2 separate regions of the Homo sapiens genome follow, and region 2 is linked to region 1. Evidence: chromatin loops called from intact Hi-C (ENCODE). Cell type or tissue: endothelial cell of umbilical vein. All regions are shown on one strand. Region 1 overlaps ROCK1 (Rho associated coiled-coil containing protein kinase 1). Region 2 overlaps ROCK1 (Rho associated coiled-coil containing protein kinase 1).

What was found. Peaks named below come from ENCODE experiments on the same cell type or tissue, not always from the same donor. Only the 100,000 strongest peaks of a DNase experiment are listed, where the experiment ranks them.
Region 2: it touches region 1 in a loop (3-fold over the local background); 11 of 110 quality-filtered maps call a loop at or near these places.

Annotation. Positions count from the first base shown.
Region 1 is chr18:21,045,745-21,053,744 of GRCh38, reverse strand. It overlaps ROCK1 (Rho associated coiled-coil containing protein kinase 1), which reads left to right. Exons shown (of 33, transcript NM_005406.3): 3 at 3,865-3,965; 4 at 4,516-4,653. Among named protein-coding and RNA genes, the nearest start is that of ROCK1, 62 kb to the left of the region's middle. In endothelial cell of umbilical vein, no CTCF peak of the experiment used is centred here; a DNase peak (open chromatin) is centred at 4,214.
Region 2 is chr18:20,980,173-20,988,172 of GRCh38, reverse strand. ROCK1 (Rho associated coiled-coil containing protein kinase 1) reads left to right here. Exons shown (of 33, transcript NM_005406.3): 19 at 1,063-1,223; 20 at 3,638-3,822; 21 at 5,341-5,410. Among named protein-coding and RNA genes, the nearest start is that of ROCK1, 130 kb to the left of the region's middle. In endothelial cell of umbilical vein, no CTCF peak of the experiment used is centred here; no DNase peak of the experiment used is centred here.

The DNA.
Region 1 (8,000 bases):
CTGCCTCAGCCTCCCAAGTAGCTGGGACTACAAGTGCATGCCACCATGGGCCTGGCTAATTTTTAAATTTTTTGTAAAGACAAGTCTTGGTATGTTGTCCAGGCTGGTTTCAAACTCCTGGCCTTGAGCAATCCTCCTGCCTCTGTGTCCCAAAGCACTGGGATTACAGGTGTGAGCCATCATGCCCAGCCCAAATGTTGTCCTTTTTGAAGCATAATGGAGAATGGATTATTTTTATCAAGTTAGGTGGCAAAGCATTTTTTTAAATTATGCAATGACAGTATAGCTGTGCTAAAGGAATACAGTGTACTTTGGACATTCCCAGACTAAGCACTCACTATGATCTTCCTGACTCATAGGACAGCAACAGTGAGAAAAAATAGAAAATTTAAAACAGAGTATCTCATCCCAGTAAAATTTCTTCATAAAGAAAAATGTTCATGCAGGCTTGACCAAAAAAAAAAAAGAGGCTGCAATGTTATGTAAGTGTATGAGTGGTTTATTCACTAGCCTAGCAGAGAAAGCTGTTCACTGATGGTGTGTGATTGCAGCAGCCAAACAAATGTGTACAGAGAGAAAAACTTGCCTAAGACTGTTAGCCTTTGGGCAAGAATAGCTGCTCAAAGAATTGGGGGTATTGGGAGTGGCATCAATAGTCAATTAAAAAATAACCAATTTTGAGTTGTTTTCCTTGACTCTTGTTTATTTGAGGAATCAGTGCAGAGTTTGAAGTGACTGAAGAATTAGCCTGTGTATATAGTCTCCCCTTACAGACTTGGGAAAGCTTGGTCTTATTTTCTTTAGAATATGTATCACAATGTGAAATTAAGTTACATATTTATTTATGTACTTATTATTTTTCTTTAGAGCAGCAGTCCCCAAACTTTTTGGCACCAGGGACCAGTTTTGTGGAAGACAGTGTTTCTATGGACAGGATGGGGGTTGGGGGGTGGCAGACGGGATGGTTTTATGAAACTATTCCACCTCAGATCATCAGGCATTAAAAAAAGATTCTCATAAGGAATGTGCAACCTGGATCCCTCGCATGTGCAGTTCACAATAGGGTTTGTGCCCCTGTGAGAATCTAATGCCGCTGCTGATCTGACAGGAGGTGGAGCTCAGATGGTAATGCTTGCCTACCCACTGCTCACCTCATGCTGTGTGGCCCAGTTCCTAATAGGCCATGAACCGGTACAGGTCCACGGCTCAGGGGTTGGGAATCCCTGTTCTAGTGCATGCATTGTTTTCTGTCTCAATGGAGCCATAAGCCTACAAAGTTCAGGCTATATAGTACCCCTAGACCAAGAGTGGGTTTCTTACATGACTACTTTACAATAAATAGGCTTCGTTTAAGATCCTGAGATTTGGGTAGGTGTGAATACATAGTCCTGAGTGTTTGGGAAACTAAAGTCCAATGCTTAGAATTTTACCATTAAGTTCTTTATTAGTTCTAGGTTGGACCCTTGGTGAGATGAACTAGGAAAAGTAGAACCATAGAATCTCTGAGTTTGATTGAAAGCCATCCAACAGAGGCATTTACACTTGTTAGCACGTAAACCTGTATTAGAACAAGCTAGAATCCAAGGCAGTAGAACATAGAAAGATCTTTTAGATTTCAAATGACTTGTCTGCGGTCTTTGTCAAGACTCTACAGCCTATTCTAGCTCATAGCTAGAGCCAAGAATCTTTTTTTCAACGTAACAGGCTATTATATTATCCAGGTTCAGAACTTTCTCTCTCATCTGGGGTATTACAATACTCTTAAAATTCTCCCCACCTCCTGTCTTGACTTTATTGAACTCATCTTCTACGTATTTCCTAGAGTAGTTTTCCTGAAATGTAAGTTTGACTATGTTGTTTTATCCATCATAATTCCTTTTCATGGCTTCCTGCCCATAGTAGTGGTGCTTCTCAGTTCCCAGCAGATTCCAGAGCATTCCTCAGGGACTGTATTATGGAAGAGCCTGAAGTAGATGAGGCTCTGTCTCTTCTCTGACACCTTTAACCTCATTTAGAACAGAGCAGTTTCTTTGATCTATTTCATGTAGAGAGCTACTTTAAACTTTAATGTGAAAACGGTTTTCGGTACTTAAATATTAGTTTTATTACTGTAACTACTGGCTGATAGGTAAAGTTCAAGCTCCTGAACTTACCTGGGGCTCTCCAGCCTCTTCTGTCAGTCCTTACTACAAACTTGATACTCCAGCAACATAGAACTTAGATACAGTTCCTCTGTGCTTGGTTTACATTGCTTGTCTGCTTATATTGTTCACTTGTTCTTTCCTTTTTTTGAGACAGAGTTTCGCTCTGTCGCCCAGACTGGAGTGCACTGGTGTGATCTTGGCTCACTGCAACCTTCACGTCCTGGGCTTAGGTGATCCTCCCACCTCAGCCTCCTGAGTAGCTGGGACTACAGGAAACTGCCACTGCACCCAGCTAATTTTTAAAAAAATATTTTTTGTAGAGACAGGGTTTCATCATGTTTCCCAGGCTGGTCTTGAACTCCTGGACTCATACATTCCGCTTGCCTCAGCTTCCCAAAGTTTTGGGATTACAGGCATGAGCCACCACACCTGGCCTGTTCTTTCTTTCATTCTCTATCATCTAGCTAACCGCTACTATTCAGTTTAGACTTTTTTCAGGTACCATCATTTACAGAAAGTCTTCCTAGCTATCTCTCACCCAGCAGGCTTTAGTTAGGTGTCCTCCTTAGTACTCAAAAAACTGTTTATCTTCCTTATTACATTTTTTGAATTCTTTTTTTCATTGTTTCTGTTTTATTTGCTAGAGTTTGAACTCTTAAAGAATAGGAACTACATTTTAAAGTTATGTTTATTTATCTCCAGTGCTGTACAGCCTGATGTATGGTAGATAGAAATATTTGTGCAGCGAATTAATTGATTATTGTTCATCTTTCTGGTGCATCTTGCAGTGGATATGTAACCTAAAATTAAAGGTACTTATAACTTTGTAGAAATTTGCTCTCTGTTACATGTATTTATTGGTCATAAAGTACACAAACACTTGAGTTTAAATGCATTTGAAAAGGAAAACAAGAATATTAATACAGCTCTTATTAGGAACTGGAACTGAAGTTTAATAGCTGCTGTGTATTTTGTACAACTCTGAAATGTGAAGCTTTTCCATGTAATCTCATGCCAGTGTTGACCCATGTGGATTAAAATAGCCCTATTTTAATCTATGACCAAATTAGGAATTAGAATATCTATCCAGTGGGGATTTGTGAATTATTGTAGTTTGTAGTATGACAAGTTTATATAAATAATTGCAGTGATTTTCACTGTGTGTTTCAAGTTAAAATCTAGGTTCAAATAGAGAAATGTAATGCTATAAGTATTAAAGATTACCAGTTGGAAAATTTACTGTTTTTTTTTTTTTTAGTGTGTTTGCCTTTGATATCTTAAATTACATCTTTTTTTAAAGGATCACTAAAACTGACCTTATAAAAAGAAAAATTTATTCCAGTATTAATCTAAAATATCTACTCATGTTTCCTAAATTCAGATTTGATGTGTACTTAAAATACCAGGAACTAATTAGCTAATTATTTTCAGCTTTTGTTTGTAGTGTAATATTTGTTTTTAAAACATTCTGTTAAGTCAAATTTTGATTAATAAAAACCTTTAGTAGTTGTAATGAAGTTATTCTGGAATTTACTTTAAAAAATCTTAGCAAATTGAACATTTAGCTACTTTATAGCTTCAAGTTTCACCATATTTTCAAATAATTCTTCATGAAGTTTGTTGTTTTTCATTGTGTTTCTTAAGAACTCGAATGTAAAATAAGTAGTGCTAGTTGTAATGCTTTAGTGATTTAAAATGATAAACTTTTCTTTTCATACAGATAAAGACACAATAAATAAAATCAGAGATTTACGAATGAAAGCTGAAGATTATGAAGTAGTGAAGGTGATTGGTAGAGGTGCATTTGGAGAAGTTCAATTGGTAGGTTATTTTAATGAGAATACAAAAGGACTTTATTAAATTAAAATAATCCACTTGTGTGTTTAACATATTATTTGGGAAAATACTGTTTTTATAGAATTGTTGCTTTAAGTTCCTTTAGACATTGTTGCCTGAGGGTATGGAAGCCTAGTGTCAAATCTAGCCATAGTGGGAAGTGTTTTCCCCAAGTATCTGTGGCAGAAAAGAAGTGTCAGGCATCAGAAGATAAATCTTTGCTCCTAATATTAGACTAAAATGCTGTAGAACAGTAAGCTTTATAAACAGGAAGCAGCTTACATAGCCGTGTGGAGGGGGGAAAGTGTCTTGTAATATAGGAAATAAAAATTTTTTTAAAACATTACTTCTGATAATTAAAGTCTTGACATTAGCTACTTGGAATAATTTGGCAGAAGAGAAGAAATAAAAATAACTGAAACAGTAAGGCTAAATTATTTAGCAAGTATTAAAAGCACTTAGTAAATTGTTCTGTGAAACCTTGAGCTTTAAATGTTAACAAAAGGTTCATTATTTTCCCTTTTCAATTTTAAAGGTAAGGCATAAATCCACCAGGAAGGTATATGCTATGAAGCTTCTCAGCAAATTTGAAATGATAAAGAGATCTGATTCTGCTTTTTTCTGGGAAGAAAGGGACATCATGGCTTTTGCCAACAGTCCTTGGGTTGTTCAGGTATGACTTTGCTACTCTTTCATTATTGCTGCATTAGTTTGTAACTAAACATGTCTGAGAAGCTTAGTTTGTGTTTTAGAATAGTAGTAGAGAATTTACTGGCAGTTACAAAATTGTCTAATTACCTTTTAAATCTTAAAATTTAATTGTATTGAATCATTTCTAGCAAGAAAGGCTAGAACAAAATAACCATGCTTCTGTAGAATTTATATATAGGAAATTTAATTTAAATGTAGAATTTGTGCTGGGCGTGATGGCTCATGCCTGTTATCTGAATACTTTGGGAGGACAAGGCGGGAGGATAGCTTGAGCCCAGGGGTTTGAGACCAGCCTGGACAACATAGTGACACCTATCTCTACAAAAAATTAAAAAAATTATTGAGGCATGGTGGTACACGCCTGTGGTTCCAGCTACTGGGGAGGCTGAAGCAGGAGGATTACTTGAGTCCAGGAGGTCGAGGCTATAGTGAGCCGTGTTCACATCACTGCACTCCAGCCTGGGCAACAGAGTGAGACCCTGTCTCAAAAATAAAAATAATAAATATAAAATTTAAATACAGAATTTTAAATTAGATATTTTTAAATACAGAAGATATAGAAAACTTAATCTACTTAGATTTGAGGGAAGTCGTATATTATTAAAATTTAAATAGATACTTTTAGTTAATATTGAATTTTTTTCCCCAAACATGAGGCTCTCATTTTGTTTAGCTGTCTCCTCATTTATCTGTCTCTTATTTTGTGAAGAGGAGATAATAAGAGAAATGAAGGGAAAGTGAGAGGAAACCAAGTTAAGCTAGGTCACCAAATAATACTTGTCTTTCGGTTTTCAGTGGAAAGAAAAACTAGAAGTCAGTAGTTTTAGGTCCTCGTCTTGATTGCCATAGGCCTTTCTCTGAAGCTGTGGCCATGTTACTTAACATCTCTGGGCCACAATTTCCTTGTTCATAAGTCTGAAAGTTGTCTTTGATTGGTTATGTTCAATTGTGGAGGTACCTTAGGCAAAATCATGGGGTCAAGTGGGGTTTTGGGTAGATTATAATTCTGAGTTTTCTCTCTGCTTTTATGAGTTCAGCTTCATGTTTTATCTGTCTTATGTATTGGGATCCTTAATGCAAAATGTCATACGGGGGAAGTTAAACTGGGCTAGACCATTTCTAATTTTCTAACATGTTTTTGTGATTTATTTATAATATATAATGAAGTCTGTCCTTAAAAAGCATACCAGTAATTGGAATTAAAAGGATATGAAAAATGTTGAAGGTTTATGCCATAGCACTTTTTTTTTTTTTTTGAGACGGAGTCTCGCTCTGTCGCCCAGGCCGGAGTGCAATGGTGCGATCTCGGCTCACTGCAAGCAAGCTCTGCCCCCTGAGTTCACGCCATTCTCCTGCCTCAGCCTCCCGAGTAGCTGGGACGACAGGTGCCTGCCACCACGCCCGGCTATTATTTTTTGTATTTTTAGTAGAGACGGGTTTCACTGTGTTAGCCAGCATGGTCTCGATCTCCTGACCTCGTGATCCGCCTGCCTCGGCCTCCCAAAGTGCTGGGATTACAGGTGTGAGCCACCGTGCCCGGTCACCATAGTACTTTTAAACTTGAAATGTCTATGTTTTTACCAACTATGTAGATCAGAGTTTCTCAGGCTTAATACTATTGACATTTTGGGCCAGATAATTCTTTGTTGTTGGGGGCTATCCTTTATATTATTTCAGTTACTAATGTGTTTATTTAGGATGTTTGGCAGCATTCCTGGCCTCTACACAGGGGATGCTAGTAGTGACTCTTCCCACCTCACACACAGTTGTGACAACCAAAAATGTTTTCACCACTAGTTAACAACCACTGATACATGAACGTTCAGTGTCTGTTAGTGAAAAAATATGTGACATAATTGTTACTTTCAGGGCTATTTACAATTTAGGTATTCAGAGCTTTATTTCTCTGGATATATTGTCTATAAATAGGGTGAAACTGTCACCAAATTAACAGTATTTCTTTATGGGGCCCAAATGACAAATTATATACTTTAATCTGGGATAGTCATGAAATGCCACTTTGTTTCTTATCCTTCTCTCTTCCCCCAAAATACATTTTTTACATTAAAATAACTGAGTCTGGGCCGGGTGTGGTGGCCCCCATGCTTGTAATCTGAGCACTTTGAGAGGCTGAGACAGGAAGATCACTTGAGGGCAGGAGTTCAAGACTGGCTCCCAATCTCTACAAAAAAACAAAAAATCAAAACAAAGTAACTGAATCTATAACTAAAATTATTAAACACAGTTGAAAAAAATGAAACATTAAGAAGATTTTAAGACAAACATCTGGGTAAATTAGAGATCATCTTCTCTAGGGCTTGTTTTTTTTAGTTTAATTCTAAACTTCTTGTATTTACTTAAAATGTTATTTTATAAATTTGCCCTTCTTTTTATTTGATCCCCAGTCACATAATATATTTATGCCTGATATCCTCGCTAATTTCACATTAGTGGATTTTGCTGTTACTATTTGAACCCTAGCTGCTGCCTTCCTCCTACTTCTGTGTTAGCTATTACTGCTCCTCCTCCTGACTGCTGTCATTTGTTGAGCATCTGTTGCACTAAGTGCTTTCTATATTCAGTAATCTTTTTTAACAACCCTCAACCCTGAAAGACAGTTAATCTGTTAGGTGCACTGTTACTTTATGGATTAGTTTATGATTTGGTTCATTAAGCCTTTATTAAGCAATTGCTAACCGCCAGGCATCTGGATACTTGACTAAGCAGCAGGTATAAAAGTTAAACGAAGTATAGTCCTTACAGTGTTTTAGAAGAGATTATAGTCTCATAGACTCGGGTAGGTTAAGCAAATTACTAGTCACACAGCTAATAAGAAACAGCTGAGGCCGGGCGCAGTGGCTCATGCCTGTAATCCCAGCATTTTGGGAGGCCAGGGTGGGCGGATCACGAGGTCAGGAGATCGAGACCATCCTGGCTAACACGGTGAAACCCCATCTCTACTAAAAATGCAAAAAATTAGCCGGGCGTGGTAGCGGGTGCCTGTAGTCCCAGCTCCTCGGGAGGCTGAGGTAGGAGAATGGCGTGAACCTGGGAGGCGGAGCTTGCAGTGAGCCGACATCACGCCACTGCACTCCAGCCTGGGCGACAGAGCGAGACTCCGTCTCAAAAAAAAAAAAAAAAAAAAAAAAAAAAACAGCTGAAACTGTAAGCCAAATTTATCAAAGACTTCTTGAGCATTGTGATATTGATATAAATTTAATAGTAGACCCCACTGATGCACAAGTTAAATTAGAAATACAGTATTTCTTTGCCTAGGAGATTTGTATATTTACTGAAAATATTACAGTT
Region 2 (8,000 bases), 66 kb after region 1:
TATTCTTAGAATCCAGGAGGCGGAAGTTGCAGTGAATCGAGATTGCACCACTGTATTCCATCCTGGGCAACAGAGCGAGACACCATCTCAAAAAAAGAAAAAAAAAAGACTGAGTCTAACTGGGGTTGGAGTGGTTTGGGGATAGGCCAGAAGTAAAGGCATCTATTGTGGATATGTTAACTTTAATAAGATTATTAGATATCTAGGTGGAGATGTTAAATAGTCAATTGGTATCTAAGTCTGGAGCTCAGGAGAGAGATACCAAGAGTCAGAAGAACATAGTGGATGGATTTGTGTTTGATTAAACAGAAGGGTCTTAAGAGGTGACAGTTTTATTGGTGCAGCTAAGTTTGTAAGTTTGGGGGGAAAGATAAGGAATAGTTTATTTATATTTATTTAATAGTTTATATTTTGTCACCTAGAGGGTGGTCTCCAAGAGTGGGAAAGCACACTTTAAATAAACTTGAATCCTTATGGGGCAACTTACTAGTTACATGAACATGGAAAAGTTAACCTCTCAGAAGCTTAGTTATATTTCAAAAAAGGAGCCTCAGTGTAGACTAATATATTCCAGTAATAATTAAAAGAGGTATACTACTGTGGAATCTTATTCATCTGAATTGTATAAATTGGAGTTCCTACCATAGCCTTAAGCCTCTTCAACCTTTTCTGGAACAATGCAGGGTATAAATTAATAACCACAGCCTTATTTTTCTGCTTTTGCTTGATGTATGTTCATTGTTCTTTGTTAATTCACTTCCTTTCTAGCTATACTCTTCACCTTCTTGTCTGAAAGTGGTACCGATTAATCTCTCATCACTGGGCAAGAGCTGGGTTTAGAAGATTTTATTACTGTATTATATTTTATAACTCCTTTTCTTTAGAGATTTCTGCTATATAAATAGTTTACATAATGTGAGAATTTCTATAATTACTAGCTCTATTCAAGTCCCAGAATAAAAACAATAGAGACATTTGAAACCAGTTTACAGCCCATATAAAGTGAAATGTGTTAAAGTACTCTTTCTTTAAATGTATGTTTGTAACTTTTTGCTTTCCCAGAGATGGAAAAAAAGCTGAAAGAAGAAAGAGAAGCTCGAGAGAAGGCTGAAAATCGGGTTGTTCAGATTGAGAAACAGTGTTCCATGCTAGACGTTGATCTGAAGCAATCTCAGCAGAAACTAGAACATTTGACTGGAAATAAAGAAAGGATGGAGGATGAAGTAAGAAAAATAGTACTGACTTTGTTCATCTATTAAAAGAGAAACGGTTATATAAGTTATGACTGGAGTTATCTATAATTTAAACACCATGAAGGAGATTTGAATGAAATAATTGACATGGGTCTGTGTTCACTGCTGTATGGTCACCCCAGCACCTAGAATTTTCCTCTTCAAATAGTTATTGAACATTCACTCTGTGTGATCTATGCCATTTTTCACTATGACAGTACAACTATATTGAAATGTCATAGTTCCTTCCCTGAAAAAACTGACCATCTGCTTTAAAGAAAAAAAAAGTCTTTATTATAATGCATCTTATATCCCCAAAGAAAAGAGCATTGCTCTTAGATTTCAATAAAAGTGTTTAACTGCAGTCTTTCCTGGCTTAGATTGATAGCACAGGGTATACATTTTATAAAGCAGTTAATAAACAGATAAAATGACAGTATGTCCTGGTGGTTACTATATGTACTTTAGAAATTATTTCTAAGACTGAAAGTAGGAAAGCCTTTTCAAGAAGATGTAACATGTTACCTAGATTTTAAAGGTTGAGTAAGACTTCAAAAGGTAATAGTTTTGGAGTCAGGGCTTTACTTGCTAGAGGGAATATTATCAGTAAAGAGATGGATAATAAAGTGAGTACCGGCTGGATAAGAAGATGCATAAGGAAGGCATAAAAAGGAACTTGATAGAACTTTAACTTTTTGAAGGAAAAACGAAGACATGTTGAGTAGTCATGGGAGAAATTTGTAGGCCAAAGTATCGATACTCTTTAAAACTTCCATGGGTGGCCAGGCACGTTGGCTGACACCTGTAATCCCAGCACTTCGGGAGGCTGAGGTGGGCAGATGGGCACATTGCTTAAGCTCAGGAGTTTGAAACCAGCCTAGGCAACATGGTGAAACCCCATCTCAAATACAAAAATCAGCTAGGTGTGGTGTCGCATGCCTATAGTTCCAGCTACTCAGGAGGCTGAGGTGGGAGGATTCCTTGCACCTCAGGAGGTCGAGGCTGCAGTGAGCCAAGATTGCTCCATGGCACTCAGCCTGGACATCAGAGTGAGACCCTATCTCTAAAAAATAAAAAATAAAACTTGCATGGGAGCTATAGGTGAAAGCACTTTTAGAAAAATCAATCTGGTAGTGGTATATAGAATGGACTAGAAAGAAGAGAAATTAGAGATACCTATTAAAGCTAGCATGCAGGAGGAATGTATGTTCAAAATTTGAAAGATAATATTCAGTCATTTAAAAAACATAATTTTTGACTACCTATTTGGCTCTGTGCTAGGAATTGGGGGTTACCGAAGTGAATAAGATATAGGTATGGTCCTGACTGTGTTGGAACTTACAGCCAGGAGGGAAAAACAGATATTAAAATAGTAACTACAAGCATTGCAAATAATTAGAAAGAAAGTACGGAATGCTATAGGGGTGTATTACTAATCACATTTGGGAGTTACAGAAGGCCTTGCTAAGAGTATGACATTTGAGAGCTGAAGAATGAATAAATGAAGGAGGATAAAACAGGAGTAGTGCGTACAAGAAATGTGAGGTGAGGGAGAATTTGTTGCATTTGAGGATCTGAAGAATATGATTGGATTGTAGAGAATGGCCAATGATAGGAATAGAATTAGAACAGATCATGAAGGCCATTGTAAACCACTGTATGAATTTTGAGTTCATTGGTCCCAACACCTAATAAACACTTCAGAAATATTTGTTGAGTTGAATAAAACATACGTTCAGTTTGTTTGGTTAAGCTTTGAAGGGTTGTAGAGTAGAGCACGTAGACAGGTAAATTTAAGTACTCCATTCAAATGTTCCCCCAGGAATGGCTTTTTTTTTTTTGGAGACAGAGTCTCACTGTCACTCAGGCTGGAGTGCAGTGGCGTGATCTCGGCTCACTGCAACCTCTGACTCGTAGGCTCAAGTGATCCTCCCATGTAGCTGGGACTACAGGAGTGTACCACCATGCCTGGCCAATTTTTGTATTTTTTTGTAGAGACAGGGTTTCACCATGTTGACCAGGCTGGTCTCAAACTCTGGGTTCAAGCAATCCACCTGCCTCAGCCTCCCAAAGTGCTGGGATTACAGACATAAACCACTGTGCCTGGCCCAGAAGTGAGTTTTATAATCACCTTGTACTACAGAATTTTCATGCTGATTGGGGTAGAAAGGAACCAGAATTTTTTTCCCTCCACAAGATCTCATGTCTGAAATTTGGGAATTAATTTGACTTAATAGTAAATCTACTGTAATAAACACGTGGAACAATGAAGACTCTTTAAAATACTAATATTTTCTACTAGTACCATGAATTATAATGTACTTGATTTGGTTAGTAGTCTTTCAAATAATGTCTAATAAATTATTTAAGAGATTTAAGATCCCAATTATTTTTCTCATTCATAGGTTAAGAATCTAACCCTGCAACTGGAGCAGGAATCAAATAAGCGGCTGTTGTTACAAAATGAATTGAAGACTCAAGCATTTGAGGCAGACAATTTAAAAGGTTTAGAAAAGCAGATGAAACAGGAAATAAATACTTTATTGGAAGCAAAGAGATTATTAGAATTTGAGTTAGCTCAGCTTACGAAGTAAGTCTTTAAAATAACATTGTGATTTCTTTCTTTTTTGTGTTCATCATTGACTTGTGTGTTTGACATTTTACATATGTACAGATTATGTACTTAGAGTTTGTGAAAGACAGAAAAAAAGTATTTAGAAGTAAAAGAATTTACTTGCAAAGGTTTTCAGGGGAGTTCAGGCTTTGGAAAGACCACAGTTTTCTCATCTGATTTTCATGTCCACAAAAGTCATCACATTTCTTCAGGTTAGAATTACAAAAATCACGGTGCCTTGTAGGAGATGTTCAAGGTTTATTTCAGAGGCTAGAATTAGACATGACACTTTGTTCGTTTTGTTTTGTGTCTTTGGTTCATCTCAAAATGCAAAAATGTCTTTTTTCTTTTTCTGTTACTCTTGGGATGTGATATGCCTCCTTATTTGAAATGGAGAACAAGCAAGATCAGGAACGCTTTCACAATTTGTCGAAGAATATGCTTCACAAGTTTAATATCAAAAGTGGATATATCTTATGCCAAGTCTTGTGTTTTTATTTCCTCCACGTTTATTTTATCATATCATCACTTGCTAGCTTCATTTACAAAAGTGATTCTTGGATTAAATTGTCAGTTTTCATAAAATTGGATTTATATTGGTGAAATTCTTTTCCTCTTTTAGGGCCACCGTTTTCGCAAAAGTGTGTTTTATATTTTTTTTCTCCAAAAATACTCTCGCTCAGCATTCAGTGGAGATTGGTGTAGACTTTCTGTCAGCCACATGCCTTTTGAGATACTGAGAATACAAAGCTATTACTGTCTAATATGAAAGTCTAGCCGCTAGATTTTCAAGCCTAGCTGCTAGGCTTTCATATTATACAGTAAATAATTATTGAAAATCTGTGTCTTTGGGTTACATTGGGTTTCCATCTTTTGGACTCTGCTCCTATGTGAGTTGTGTTTATGTATGTATTATATACATGCAGTTGTCTATCTGCGTTCCTCCTTGTTTGTCAGTTTGTTGTTCTTGCTTTCCCTTCTTACCTGATGGTTCATTTCCACCAGCCCCTTTCTTGTGCTTAATTGGCCATAATATCTAGTATGCAGTACTGAATTATTACTTATTAAATATAGTACTATGATATGTAGCACTGAATTATTATTAAATTTTTCATGCCCCCCTCTTTTTTTATTTACTGTACAAGACATTTTCTTCCCTATGACTGCTTTTCTCTGTAAAAATTTACCAAAAATATGGTATCAATTTTATTTTTTCATTTTGGATAGATCCACAATTAATATTCTCCAAAAAGTGATCATCAGTAGAAAAGGGTTCTCACTACTTTTGCATAGCGTCATTTTATAAGGAGCAAGATAGAACCGGTGTGGCCTGACCAAGTTAATTAGTAAAATAATGAATAATGAAGTATGTTTTTAAAAAATAAAGATTGTTTTAGTAAACTTTTTTATATTAGCAACTTTAACAAACTAAGAAAAAATGAAGTCTAGTATAAGTAGGAGCGTTTGTTCACTTGTTTTTCTTTTCATCTGAAGACAGTATAGAGGAAATGAAGGACAGATGCGGGAGCTACAAGATCAGCTTGAAGCTGAGCAATATTTCTCGGTAAGTGAGAATCATTTTTAACATACACACTGTTTCAAAACCTGACTTAAAACAAGGTATTTAGATTCTTTTATGTGAACTGTAATTCTTTTTCAAATGACTCTTCATCTTCTAATAAACATTGTGACTTTTCTGCTTTTTGTTTGTCCATTTGTTTCTTGGCATATTAGGCTATCATTGGTATATGTTTTTAAATTGTAAAAACTTTTCAGGCCAGGTGCGGTGGCTCACACCTGTCATCCCAGCACTTTGGGAGGCCGAGGCGAGTGGATCACTTGAGGTCAGGAGTTCAAGACCAGCCTGGCCAACATGGTGAAACCCCGTCTCTACTACAAATACAAAAATTAGCCGATTGTGGTGGCAGGCACCTGTAGTCGCAGCTACTCAGGAGGCTGAGGCAGGAGAATTGCTTGAGTCCAGTAGTTGGACATTATAATAAGCCAAGGTCATCTGTGCTGCAGCCTGGGTGACAGCAAGACTCTGTCTCATAAACAAAATGAAAGACTTTTAAATATTGTTGAAAACTCTTTCCCTGAGTGTTTGCTAAACGTAATTATTCAAAGTATCTACTGCTAACTTCTGCAAAGTGATCGGTAGCATCCCATATGCTTTCTTGCCATATGCTTCCACAGAGCAGTCATCCAGTGCCTCCAAATGTTTGGATGGGTGTCAAATGACTTGTGGTGATTCTTGTGGATTTTTGATTTTGCTTCTAGAAAATAGTACAAAACCTGACCCTATCTCAGTTCTGATTTATTCCATTGCTTGTGGGCATTGGATTAAATAGCATTCAATTCAATAAGCTGTTATGAACCAAATTTTAAGATTTGTCTTTTTTCTGGGTTTTCAAATCAGATTATTTTTCTTTTTATCCCTTCATTGATTTACTTATTTGAATTTCAGTATTTGAAGTCAGAGAGATAAGAATCTGAGTCCTAAAGGCCAAATAGATTAATTTTAGAAATTATAAATACTTAACCTAGAGTAAGCCCTTATTCTTTTTTCATTTGCATTCCCATGGACATTTATGTATTTTTTTGCCTAGGAAAGTGCTGTTTCTTAGTGTAATAAATAAGTGTTAAAAGTAGTTCTCCACAGCTGTTTCCTGGCCCTTGCTATTTCTTTCCCTTCTCTTTTTCTTTTAAAATGAAGAGGGTAGTTAAAAAGAAATAGACATCAGAACTGGAAGTTCACTCTGTAACTTCAGCAACTAACACAATATGAGTCTGATGTGTTAAATATTTTTCACTGGCGTTGGCAAAAGCTTAGTGAATTTTGTAAGAGCCATTGTTCTGAAATAAGCATATATTATAGATATGTTAGCAGAATACTTGATAAATCTTATTTGTGGATATTTCTTTTTTTTTTGAGACGGAGTTTCACCCTCTTGCCCAGGCTGGAGAGCAAGTGGCACGATCTTGGCTCACTGCAAGCTCTGCCTCCCGGGTTCACGCCATTCTCCTGCCTCAGCATCCCGAGTAGCTGGAACTACAGGCGCCCGCCACCATGCCTAGCTAATTTTTTGTACTTTTAGTAGAGACGGGGTTTCACCATGTTAACCAGGATGGTTTCGATCTCCTGACCCCATGATCTGCCCGCCTCGGCCTCCCAAAGTGCTGGAATTACAGGCGTGAGCCACTGCGCCCGGCCCTTTTGTGGATATTTCTTTACCTGTCTCTCAACTACCCAGTACATCCCACCCCTCAAAACAGAAGTGATTTTTCTAACATTAGTCAAGAATTGATCTAACCTTTAAATTAGTAATATGTGTTAAATTTCTTTATAACGTCTTCCCAAATCTATAATACACTTTATTAAGCTATAATGTCTTTTTTTTTTTTTTTTTTGAGATGGAATCTCACTCTGTCGCCCAGGCTGGAGAGTAGTGGCATGATCTTGGCTCACTGCAACCTCCCACTCCTGGGTTCAAGCGATTCTCCTGCCTCAGCCTCCTGAGTAGCTGGGATTACAGTAGCATGCCACCACGCCCAGCTAATTTTTTGTATTTTTAGTAGAAACGAGGTTTCACTGTGTTAGCCAGGATGCTCTCAATCTCCTGACCTTGTGATCTGCCCGCCTTGGCCTCCCAAAGTGCTGGGATTACAGGCGTGAGCCACCGCACCTGGCCATTAAGCTATAATTTCTATATAATATACCCATTTTAAGTGTACTGGTTAGTAAATTTTGACAAATATGTACATCTGTGTGACCACCACCACAGTCAACATGTGGAACATTTTTTTTTCACTGCAAAAAGTTCCCTTATGGCCCTTCACTCTACATTTTCCCCACCCACCTCTATACACAGACAATGACTGTTTTTCCATGATTATTGATTATTTTCACCTGTCCTAGAATTTCATCTACATGGAGTCACAGTATACACTCTTTAACACGTGGTTTCTTTCACTCAGCATATTTTTTAGATTTCTTAGATTTACATGTTGTATGTATCAGTAGTTCATTCCTTTTTATTGCTGAGTAATATGAATTAACCACAGTTTTGTTTTTTGTTTTTTTTTTAACCCATGTATTGATGGATGTCTGGGTCATTTCCAGTTTGGAGCTGTTATAAATAAAACCATAAGGG